Regions from separate parts of the Homo sapiens genome. Here region 2 is linked to region 1. The links are chromatin loops, found by intact Hi-C in ENCODE. Cell type or tissue: PC-9. All regions are shown on one strand. Links, peaks and the distances in the headings refer to the core of each region. The heading gives the core; the rest is flanking DNA.

Region 1 (5,368 bases), core at 1-5,000:
CGAGGGCTGGTACTGACTGAGGGAAGGCAGACAGGGCAGGGGCCAGACAGGCTCGGCACCCATCCTTTGCTGCCTCAGTCAGGCACCTGCTGAGCCATGGGGGGTAAATGCTCTGCACCTCACTTTTCTCATTAATGAGGGTAATAGAATTTTTGTCCCAGATTTGCTGTAGGATCAAGGAAAGGACATCAGTTGTCTGGCCCCATGTTATAAGATCAAGTCCCCTTCTCCATCCAGGTCTTTCTGGCACACACAAGTACTGGGGGACGAAGGGGAGGAGGGGCCATCACCTCTGGCCGGGACCTGTTTCATATCTAGGAAAGGTCCAGTGATGGAGACAGGAAGGGCAGTCTGGTGGAAGGCCCAGCCTGAGCAAAGGCTGAGAGGCAGGAAAGTACAGGTATTCCTGGGACGCAGAGGCAGCACAGCTGCCTGGGAGATCTGCTTGTGCTGGTGGAGCTGGGGCCTTAGCTCAGCTCTGCTGACTCTCGGGAGATCCTTCCAGAACACTGACCATCCACCCACCCTTCCCACGCTTGCTCAGGTTGGTTTAGCCGAGCCGAGTGTAATGTAATCGGTTGCAGAGGACAAAGGGAGAGTTGGGGCCAAGAAGAGCTCTCATCCTTCCTGTGATTGCTGAAGTCTGGCACACGTTCAAACTGCGGAATGACTCAATCGAAAAGTGAAAGTGGCAGAGTGAGGAGGTCAGTGGCAATGGTTTCACAGAGACTCCTGGACCAGGAACCAGGCTGCCTGCTTCCAGCCCCTCCATTCATTCTGTCTGTCCACCTGCAGACCTTTTGTCACGCCCCATGCTCCATCGCCACTGCTCTTAGTCAGGCATGGGATCTGGGAGCTGAGACCCTCCTAGGGCCTGAAGACATGTTCTTTCCTGATAGGAGAAGGCTGTCAGGGGAAAGGGGAGCTGAGACCCTCCTAGGGCCTGAAGACATGTTCTTTCCTGATAGGAGAAGGCTGTCAGGGGAAAGGGGAGCTGAGACCCTCCTAGGGCCTGAAGACATGTTCTTTCCTAATAGGAGAAGGCTGTCAGCGGGGCTGGGAGCTGAGAACCTCCTAGGGGCTGAAGACCTGTCTTTTCCTGATAGAAGGAAGCTGTCAGGGGAGCTGAGAGAACCTCGGCAGGTGGGGTGAGGTGGGGTCTTGGCTTGTAGGAAGGGCAAATTCTCAGGTGACATGTCCCCTGAGCTGGAGGTCATTGTGGATCAGACCCCGGCCCAATTGCCCAGGGCCAAGCCCTGCCTGGGTGTCAGCATCATTAGCCACGTGTTTCTGGATACCAGGAGGAATGTTCCAGAGACCCCAGAAAAGGCCTCTTCTTGCTCAGACTGGCTCTTTATTGCCTTTAATCTGGCAAACCTCAGGACAAACCTTCCCCCAAGGCCTTGTGGGATGGAAATGGGGAAGACAAAACCCTGGGTTTACAGCCCTGGCCTCCTGGGATGGACTAGATTTGGGAGGCCCAGGGAGAGAAGACGTGGTGGTGAGAGCAGAGGGCGGCATCCAGGGCGCATGCAGGGCAGGTCTGCAGTCAGGCGTGGGGTGAGGATGCAGCTTGAGCAGCAGTGGGGACAGAAGTGGGGAATCTGAGGCCAGGTTGGGTCTGATCCGAGGGCAGTGGGAAGCCACCTGAAGTTCTTGAGTGAGGAAGTTGAGATCCAGAAACAACCTTAGTCCCTTGGGCCCATCAGAGTTCTTCACTTACAAGTAACGGAAGCTGACCCTGGCCGACTGGAGCCAACGAAGAAGGTACTGAGAGCACTTGGAGCCCTTGCAGGGGCGAGGGAGATGCTGCGGGACCAGGGTCTGAAGACAGCAGAGTGAGAGCAGGGCCCCAGGGAGGCAGGAGGGCTGGAGTGTGACTTCTGCGTTCTGTGTTCTCTGCCTCCAGATTGTGCTCCAGGGAGGGAGCACGGGGGACCAGGGGGAGTTTTGTGTGCCCCTCCCAGCCAGGCCAGTGGAGGCTCACTGATATCTCATCAAGACTGTGGGTGATGATAAGGGATGAGTTCCCAAGGAGATGTCTGTGGTCCCAGCAAATATGGTTGGATGTGGGGCAGGCAGAAGGGGGAGTGCTCACGCCAGTCCTCATCCTCACCCCAGAGAGGCAAGTGGCTTGCTCAAGGACACAGGTGAGTCAGTGGCCAAACCGTGCCAAGTGGCCAGCTCACTGGTGACTCAGGCCTCTGTCTTCCTCTGCCAGTGGGTCATGGGATGAGTTGAAGACAACGTTTGATGAAAACAAAACTTCTGGGGATGTATAAGATGGGTACTGAGAGCAGGTGGGACCAGACAGAAGGAAGAATGGCTCCAGGACATGGCCATGGGCTCCGCAGTGGTGTAGATGGGTTCCAACCCCAGCACGGCCACTTGCTGGCGGTGTGGGACTTCACACACATTGCAGAACCTCTTTGATCCTCTCTCTAACTTCCCTGAGGGGCATGGTAACTGTACAGGGCCATCGTGAGCATCAGAAAGGATGACGTATGACGTGCCTGGCATGCAGTCCGGCCTGATAGGTGTGAGTTCCTTCTGGGTCCCTGCCACCAGGGGAGCTGGAAGGAGCCCCAGAGTGAAGTCATGAGCACTGAATTCAATTCCTGGCGGCTTTGCTGAAATTCGGCTCCAACCTGTCCTGGCTCCCAGACCACCAGCAGCTGTGCCACACAGTGTCTACGGCCTGAGACACACTCATCTGCCATCCCCAGCATCACGTCAGCACCACGGTGTCCTTGCTATACTGAGGGGTCCCCCATCTGTCCCTCCTACTCAATGGGAGCCCCTTGAGGTCAGAGATCACCTGTGGTCACTTTTTGCCACCAGCACCCAGGAAGGGACCCAGCATCACCAGTGACGGGTGGATGATGGATGAAGATGAAGCAGTGAATGTTCCACTGCAGAAGAGCCCTGGCAAGCTCCAGTGCCAAGCTCCTCTGTGCACACAGAGGGTAGTGACTGAGCTGCCTTAAGCCTGACATGGGATGCCCTAGTGCCCGGGGGTTTCTAGCTGCCCCTAGTCCTGTTTGCACCAAAGGAGTATGTGTAGGATTGCACAGGAGCCATCACCTGCTTGGCACCTCGGTCTTTCTTTCACCAGAGGAGAAGGAAGTGAGGAGAAGGCTTTGGGGTCCCATGAGGCTGGGTTCTTGGGGCATCACCTGCTCTCGAGTGTTCTGCAGAGCAGACTCACTAGCCCAGTGCACATCACTCTGCCACTCTCAAGAGTGTCCGGGGCATACCGCATCCACCTAGAGATGCTGGGGATTTCCCAGTGAGATTTGCTGCCACATGGAAAATTCTCTCTGCTCTTACAAGAACAGGCTCATTGATAATGTTTGATTGAGGGGGCTTTTCCTACATTCAAAATAATGCTCATTTACTGTCAGATATTTGGAAACTACAGAAAAACACTGTGAGGAGAGTATGAATTGCCTTTCAAAGAGAAAGTAACTTCCTGCCCTGTCTCTGGGTATGCAGAGGCATAGAGACACCCACACTCCCATGAGCTCAGCTCGTGCACACACAGGACCAGGAAGCCGGGGCGGCCTGGGTGGCTGTCTCGCTTCTTGCTTCCCTTTAACTCAATGTTGGATCCTGAACATGCCGTCGCACTCCTCGCCTGCGATGAAGGCCTCTGCCTCTGTGGTTTTATTTGGTTTCAGAGTCAGCACATCCATCTCTCTGCTCCCAAACAAGAAAAAACAACACAGTAACAGCCGGTTACAGAATGCCAGGAGTTCTCAGAGTCCTGCGCCTTCTTGCACAATCCTCTCAGCAGCCCTGGGAAAGATGGTGGCTATTATCCCCGTCTTACAGAGGAGGAAACTGAGGCACAGAGAGGTTCCGGTGGGGCAGGGGCGGGGCCTGGGGCTGTGGGCACCATGTGTGTCACCTCCCCCGTGTGATCCATCTGTCCCTTTCTAAGGTACAGAAGCCCAGAATTTCAGACTTGATAGCATCTGGACCACGTTTCTAGGCTGCCGAACAAAACACCACCAGAGTGGCTTCAAACAGCAGATGTGTGTTCTGGGGGCCGGAAGTCTGGGATCCAGCTGCCAGCTGGGTTGGTTCATTGTAGAGGCCTTCAGGAAAATCCATTTCACGCCTCTCCCAGCCTCTGGCGGCCCCAGGCATTCCCCGGCTTGTGGCCGCATCCCTGTACTCCGCCTGTGGGTTCCCAGGGCCTCCCCACTGCGGGCCTGCTTCTCTTCTCCAAGCATCTTCCCCAGTTGGGCCCTGGACTCAGTGGCACTGGCCACTGGATTTAGGGCTCACTTGGACAATTCAGCAGGATCTCATCTCAAGATCCTTAAATTAATTGTGCTAAGAGCTTTTTCCAAAGATGGTGACATTTGGGCCCCCATTCACTCAAAGTCCCCTGGCTGAAGCCACCCCTTACAGCAGGGAAGCTGAGGCACGGGGTGGGGAGGGCCTGCCCAGGTGCCCGGCCCCGACTCCTTGCTCGGGGTCTTCAGCTTGAGTCGCCTGCCATCCTAGGCTGCCAGAGACTCCAGCACCCCACTCCAGAGACTGCGTCACGCTGTGGCCCTCAGCTCAAGGATCACCCATTCGAAAGCCCACTTTTGAGCACCCACTGCAGTGACTTGGGGTACAAATCACCCCTCATCCAGTAACCCTGCCCATCTGAGAGCTGTCTTCCCAATATGCCGGTTCACATGGACTCAGGTCCCTGCCTCTATTTTGTGAGGTTGGAGCACAAAAATGATACAGGGCTCTTATTTTTTATTTTTGAGAAGAGGTCTCACTCTGTGACTCAGGCTGGAGTGCCGTGGTGTGATCACAGCTCACTGCAACCTCAAATCCCAGGCTCAAGTGATCCTCCCACCTCAGGCTCCCAAGTAGCTGGGACCACAGGTACACACCACACCAGGCTAAGTTTTGTATTTTTTGTGGAGATGGGGTTTTGCCATGTTGCCCAGGCCTGGTCTTGAACTACTGGGCTCAAGTGATCCTCCTGACTTGACCTCCCAAAGTGTTGAGATTATAGGCATGAGCCACTGTGCCTGGCCAGAGCTCACTTTTATGGGGTCATAGAAAAGGGGGAGTGTTGGGAATGAAAAGGGAAGCATGACAGATGGCCTCATCCATTCATTCTTACACTCAGAAATCTCACTGGACATCCGGGTGTGGTGGCGCAGTGAGATGAGATCGCACCACTGCACTCCAGCCTGGGTGACAGTGAGACTCTATCAAAAAAAAAATTAATTTTCACTGGCAGCCCGCTCTGTGCCCACTGGGGATGCAGTGGAAGATAAGATGGGCCATGCCTGCTCTCTCGTGTTTGGGGTGACAGAGTAACCAGCTGAACATGCTTTACGATGATTTCAAT
Region 2 (5,368 bases), core at 1-5,000, 110 kb before region 1:
ATTTCAATCCCTGTATCTTTAACCTCCTTGTTAAGTTTGTCTCTTCCAGAATCAAAGCTGTGAAACTACAAATGTTCTTCAAATGGAGCCCCAGATGCAGTCCATGACTAAGATCTACCGTGGACCCCTGGACTGGCCTGCTAGCCCATGCTCCGATGTTGATGACATCGAAGGCACCACTCCCGAGGAAATCTCAACTGCATGACCTCTACTACGCCCCAATTCAGCAGGAAGCAGTTACAGCGGTCATCGGCCAACCTCCCCAACAGCACTTGGGTTTTCCTGTTGAGAGGGGGTACTAAGAGACAGGACTAGCTGGACTTCCTAGGCCGACTAAGAATTCCTAAGCCTAGCTGGGGAAGGTGACCACACCCACCTTTAAACATGGGGCTTGTAACTCAGCTCACACCAGACCAATCAGGTAGTAAAGAGAGCTCACTAAAATACCAATGAGGCTAAAAACAGGTGGTAAAGAAATAATCAGATCATCTGTCGCCTGAGAGCACAGGGGGAGGGACAATGATCAGGATATAAACCCAGGCATTCAAGCCGAATCGGGCAACCCTCTTTGGGTCCCCTCCCGTTGCATGGGAGCTCTGTTTTCACGATATTAAATCTTGCAACTGCACACTTTTCTGGTCCATGTTTGTTCCGGTTTGAGCTGAGCTTTTGCTTGCCATCCACCACTGCTGATGGCTGCTGTCGCAGACGCCCCGCTGACTTCCACCCCCCTCCAGATCCAGCAGGGTGTCCACTGCGCTTCTGATCCAGCGAGGCACCGGTTGCTGCTCCCGGGCTAGAGACTCGCCATTGTTCCCGCACAGCTAAGTGCCTGGGTTCATCCTAATTGAGGTGAACACTAGTCGCTGGGTTCCACAGTTCTCTTCCGTGACCCACAGCTTCTAATAGAGCTATAACACTCACCGCATGGCCCAAGGTTCCATTCCTTGGAATCCATGAGGCCAAGAACCCCAGGTCAGAGAGCAAGAGCCTTGCTGCCATTGGGACCGGCCTGCCACCACCCTGGGAGCAAAGACCGGCCAGTAACAATGCCTTGCTAGGGCCCAGTGTCTAGACAAGGTCTACTGTCTGGGCTGCTGCATTCCAAATACGGCGACACCTGGCTAGTGCCCAGGGTCTACTGTCTAGGCTGCTGCATTCCAAATATGGTGATGTCTGCCTAGTGCCCAGGGTCTACTGTCTGAGGCTACTGTCATCCAAATACAGTGACGCCTGCCTAGTGCCCAGGGTCTACCGTCTAGGCTTCTGTCATTCACATGAGACGCTTGGAGCAGTTTCTGGCAAGGAAGTGGGGCTTCAAGATCACTATTCTGGCAACAGCTGCCTCCAGTCTTCTCTGCGATGTGAATCACTTCCCTTTCGTGAACAGCTGCCTAGTTCAATGTGTAAAGTCCTCCGAATGCCCAGCACGTGGGCCACCGGCCCTCCTGGCCCCTGCTCTGGGTAACCCTGGCCCCCCCGCCCGCGAATCCTCACAGCCCCCACACCCCCGGGCCTGGCACTTTCAGTGCCCCCGCTCCCGCCCCGTCGCGTCCGCGCCCCTGGCGCTAACGCAGCCTCCACCTTCGGGCTCCCCGGTCCTCGCTGCTCTGCACCGTCCAACTCACCCAGCAGGCGCTCAGGGGATGCCTGTCGGCCCGCGACCGACTCGGAGTACTGGGACTAGCTGCCCGCACAGCGCAGCTGTCTCTGGCCTGGCCCCACTGCTCCCCCGCCACGCCTCTCGGCCTCCGTCCGTCCCATGGGCGGGGCGGAGCCGCGGGCGCCCTGACGTCATCGAACCGCGCCACCCTCGTTGCCCTGGAAACGCGGACGCCGCTGCCACCCGGGCGGGCTGGAAGCCACGAAGCTTCGCCAGGCGCTCCCGGGCACTCTTGCCTTCTCTGCTTTTAGGCAAGGCCTGGCTGACCGACTCTGGCGAGTCGCTGCCCTCTCGGAGCGCCGTAGTTCTGAGATGCAGTTCACACCGCGGCCCTTCTTGGGGCCCACTCCAAGGCTACTGGATCAGGACCCCCAGTCTGGGGCCGGGCATTTTCAAATTAATCAGCAGGCTCTAGGTGGTGGCTCATGCCTGTAATCCCAGCGCTTTCGGAGGCCGAGGCAGGAGGATCGCTTGAGGCCAGGAGTTTGAGACCAGCCTGGGCAACATAGTAAGACCCGGCATGCCCAAGAGCTTGCTGAAGTTTGAGAACCGTGGTTCTGCAGAGTTTCTCAGAGAGCCCCTAGTGGAAGTGGGCCCTCATTGACCAGAGCAGCAACCAGCTCAATCACCCACCCTTTACTTGTTTTTCTTTGTCTCACACTTTCCACTTCCTCACTCGTGCACTCCGAGATCAGCTCCATTTTCAATTACCTGCACCCAAAGCCTCGTCTCAAGGTCTGTTTGGGGAGATCCAAACTAAGACACACACACTTCTTATGAAATTTACAGAGACAGTGTTGTACCTGAGCGAGTTAGAGAAAACGCCACTCTTTGAGACGAATTAAGAGTGCATTTATTTAGCCAGCGGCCAAGAGACAGCTAACGCTTAAAGTTCTCTCGGCCCCGAAGAAGGGACTAGATTTTCTTTTATACTTTGGTTTAGAAAGGGGAGGGGAGTCTAGTTAAAACAATTTTACAGAAATAAAGTAGGCAAAAAAGTTAAAAGGATAAATGGTTACAGGAAAGTAAACAGTTCCAGGTGCAGGGGCTTTAAGACTATTACAAGGTGATAGACGCGGGGCTTTGGGCGTTATCAATCAGACGAATTCCTGGGAATTGCGGATATTGCTCGCCACAGTATCTTATCAGTTAATTGTATTCTTGGATGTGCTGGGAGTCAGCTTGCACAAGTTAAGTCCTTGAGGAAGGGGCTGCCAGTGAAAGAGCGAAGATGGAGTCTGTCTGGCTCTCTTAGCGAAGGGAGAGTTAATTCAGGTGGAAACAAGGCTAGGTGATTAAAGGAAAAGGGAGAGTCTAAAAACAGGGTTAGTAAAAACAAGGTTGGGCATTACAACAGAATCAACTAGACTTAGCAATTTGCCATGTAAAGAACAAGGAAGAGCCAGGCGTTGTGCGCCATGGTTCTCTCATCTGCAGTCCCAACTACTCGTGAGGCTGAGGCGGGAGAATCACTTGAGCCCAGGAGTTTGAGTCTAGCCTGGGCAACATAGTGAGACTCTGCATTAAAAAAAAAAAAGTGAAAAAAGCACAAGGAAAACTAAATCCAAAGGTTTGCATTTATAGGGAACTAAAAGATGGGCAGTGCAGCTCAGTTATGGGGAGGAGAAAGAGAAGTACAATTTTAAATGTGTATCAAGTTTAAGATGTTGGTAGGACATCTGGGTGGGGATACTCAGGTCATGTTTGGAAATTCTGTCTACTTCTGTTCTACTCTGAAATACCTTCTCCTTGATTCCATGGCAACATTTTTCTTCACAGTTATTACTGTTATTTAAACAGACATATAATTATGGGTATCAGTGGGAGCGTCCGATTGCAAAAGCAGAAGGAAGGGACTGAAAGATCATTTCGGGCCTGGCAGGTACCCTGCTAAGCAGTCGGAAGTGATCCTTAGTCTAGACTAGCCTTCCCAGCCAGGGGTCTATTGTGTTTTTGCAAAGGTCCCTGAATCCCCAGGAGCAACAAGGATTGCCTGAAGACAAAGCAATCATGGTCTAATAAAAAATACACACCACTGTTTTTCAAATGTTTGGAGATACTGTTGAGAGTAATAAAATAACCATTTATTGCAGAACTCACACCTCCTTTAGGTCACAATTTCTGCCAAAATTACAACTACTAATCAATTGGGTTCACATGTGTTACTGACATTAGAAAAACATCTTTCGGCTGGGTGTGGTGGCTCACACCTATAATCTTAGCACTTTGGGAGGTCGAGGTGGGCAGATCACTTGAGGTCAGGAGTTTGAGACCAGCCTGGCCAACATGGTGAAACCCCATCTCTACTAAAAATACAAAAATTAGCTGGGCATGGTGGCGGGCGCCTGTAATCCCAGCTACTTGGGAGGCTGAGGCAAGAGAATCGCCTGAACGCAGGAGGTAGAGGTTGCAGTGAGCCAAGGTAGCACCATTGCACTCCAGCCTGGGTGACAAGAGTGAAACTCCATCTCAAAAAATAAAAATAAAAATATCTTCCCACTGGGAAATGATTTGGGTCCATTGCAGGAGTGAGAGGGAGAGGGAAGCCATTTCTAGGTAGACATTGGAAGGCAGGCTAAAGGGGAAGAGCTCAGGGCATCTGGTGGCCAGTACAGGTAAAAGACAAGGGCCTGAGATAAGGCCATCTTGGTGGAGCTGGAGGGTGGAGAGGGAGCTGAGTGGCTTTTTATTGTTGGTTCTATTTAAGTTAGGGCATCATCACAAAATGACATGGAGAAAACAAAGCACAGGTTTCCAGCCTTGGCCAGGTCCTCAGGCTCCCCTCCCTTCTCTGCCTGTCCCTTTTCACCCTCCTCTTTTCACACTTGTCTTCCTCTACCCTCTGGCTTGTCAGGGCTGGCCTGTAGCAAGTTTTGGCCCCCTGACTTCACTCTCTCCATTTAGTTTCCCAGATTGGCATCTGCAGGTCAGACTGTAGTTCTCAGCTTTGACCGTGGCTTCACCTCGGGGCCACCTTCTGGCATTTGCCTGCTCACGCTGTAGCACTCTCCATCCACCGTGCTCCCCTCCTGGGCCTGAGGACACTGCTGACCTGCATCTGACAGGGAACACGGGCCTCTCTGTGAGTCAGGGTGGTGGGGAGGTAGGAAGAGAGGAAGGGGTCGTGCTACACTCTGTTGTATTTGGGACCTGGGTGGATGGAGATGCCACTGGGACTGACACCAAGGGAGCAAATTTGGGGAAAAAAATAAGGGAATTTGGCTTTATACATGTTTGTTAGCTATTTCTGGGTGAAACCACCAGGAGCTGCACGTGGACCCCTAGTGTGAACAGTAGGGGTGGGGTGAGTGTCATCAGTAACTCAGTGGACAATGACCCACGGGAGCACTGCCATAGGGCCTCACCCACCCCCTCTCTTGTTTATCTTGACTTCTGTCCCACTTCTGCTCCCTTCGGCACACCGATTCCCTGCTCAGTTTTAGACCTTGGTGCTATTGACTGTCATTGGCCATTGTTGTTATGTGCACACATTGTTAAAGCTAAAGTTGCCTCCCACCCTCCGGTCATTTGTCTCCATTTATCCCTTCTGTCTTTCCCACCACCACCTCCTTGGCTGGTTCTGCATTCCCAGAAGAGTGGCTGGAAGAAGTCACCAGGTCCTTGGGAAGGGAATGGGTTCTGATGATTCGGCACCAAGAATGATCCATCACAGCTCAGCCACAGTCGTCACCACCACCCAGCAGC

Evidence for each region. Hi-C counts contacts between places; a loop is a spot of excess contacts. Peaks named below come from ENCODE experiments on the same cell type or tissue, not always from the same donor. Only the 100,000 strongest peaks of a DNase experiment are listed, where the experiment ranks them.
Region 2: it touches region 1 in a loop (5-fold over the local background); 1 of 110 quality-filtered maps calls a loop at or near these places.

Annotation. Positions count from the first base shown.
Region 1 is chr4:8,536,713-8,542,080 of GRCh38, forward strand. No RefSeq gene overlaps it. Among named protein-coding and RNA genes, the nearest start is that of GPR78, 41 kb to the right of the region's middle. RefSeq lists enhancers at 3,215-3,304, 3,575-3,734. In PC-9, for the core only: a CTCF peak has its summit at 2,547; DNase peaks (open chromatin) are centred at 659, 2,179 and 2,509; H3K27ac peaks cover 4,152 bases.
Region 2 is chr4:8,426,723-8,432,090 of GRCh38, forward strand. All of the region lies in intron 1 of ACOX3 (acyl-CoA oxidase 3, pristanoyl), which reads right to left. Among named protein-coding and RNA genes, the nearest start is that of ACOX3, 11 kb to the right of the region's middle. RefSeq lists a silencer at 1,540-1,769. In PC-9, for the core only: a CTCF peak has its summit at 2,277; a DNase peak (open chromatin) is centred at 1,799; H3K4me3 peaks cover 1,617 bases.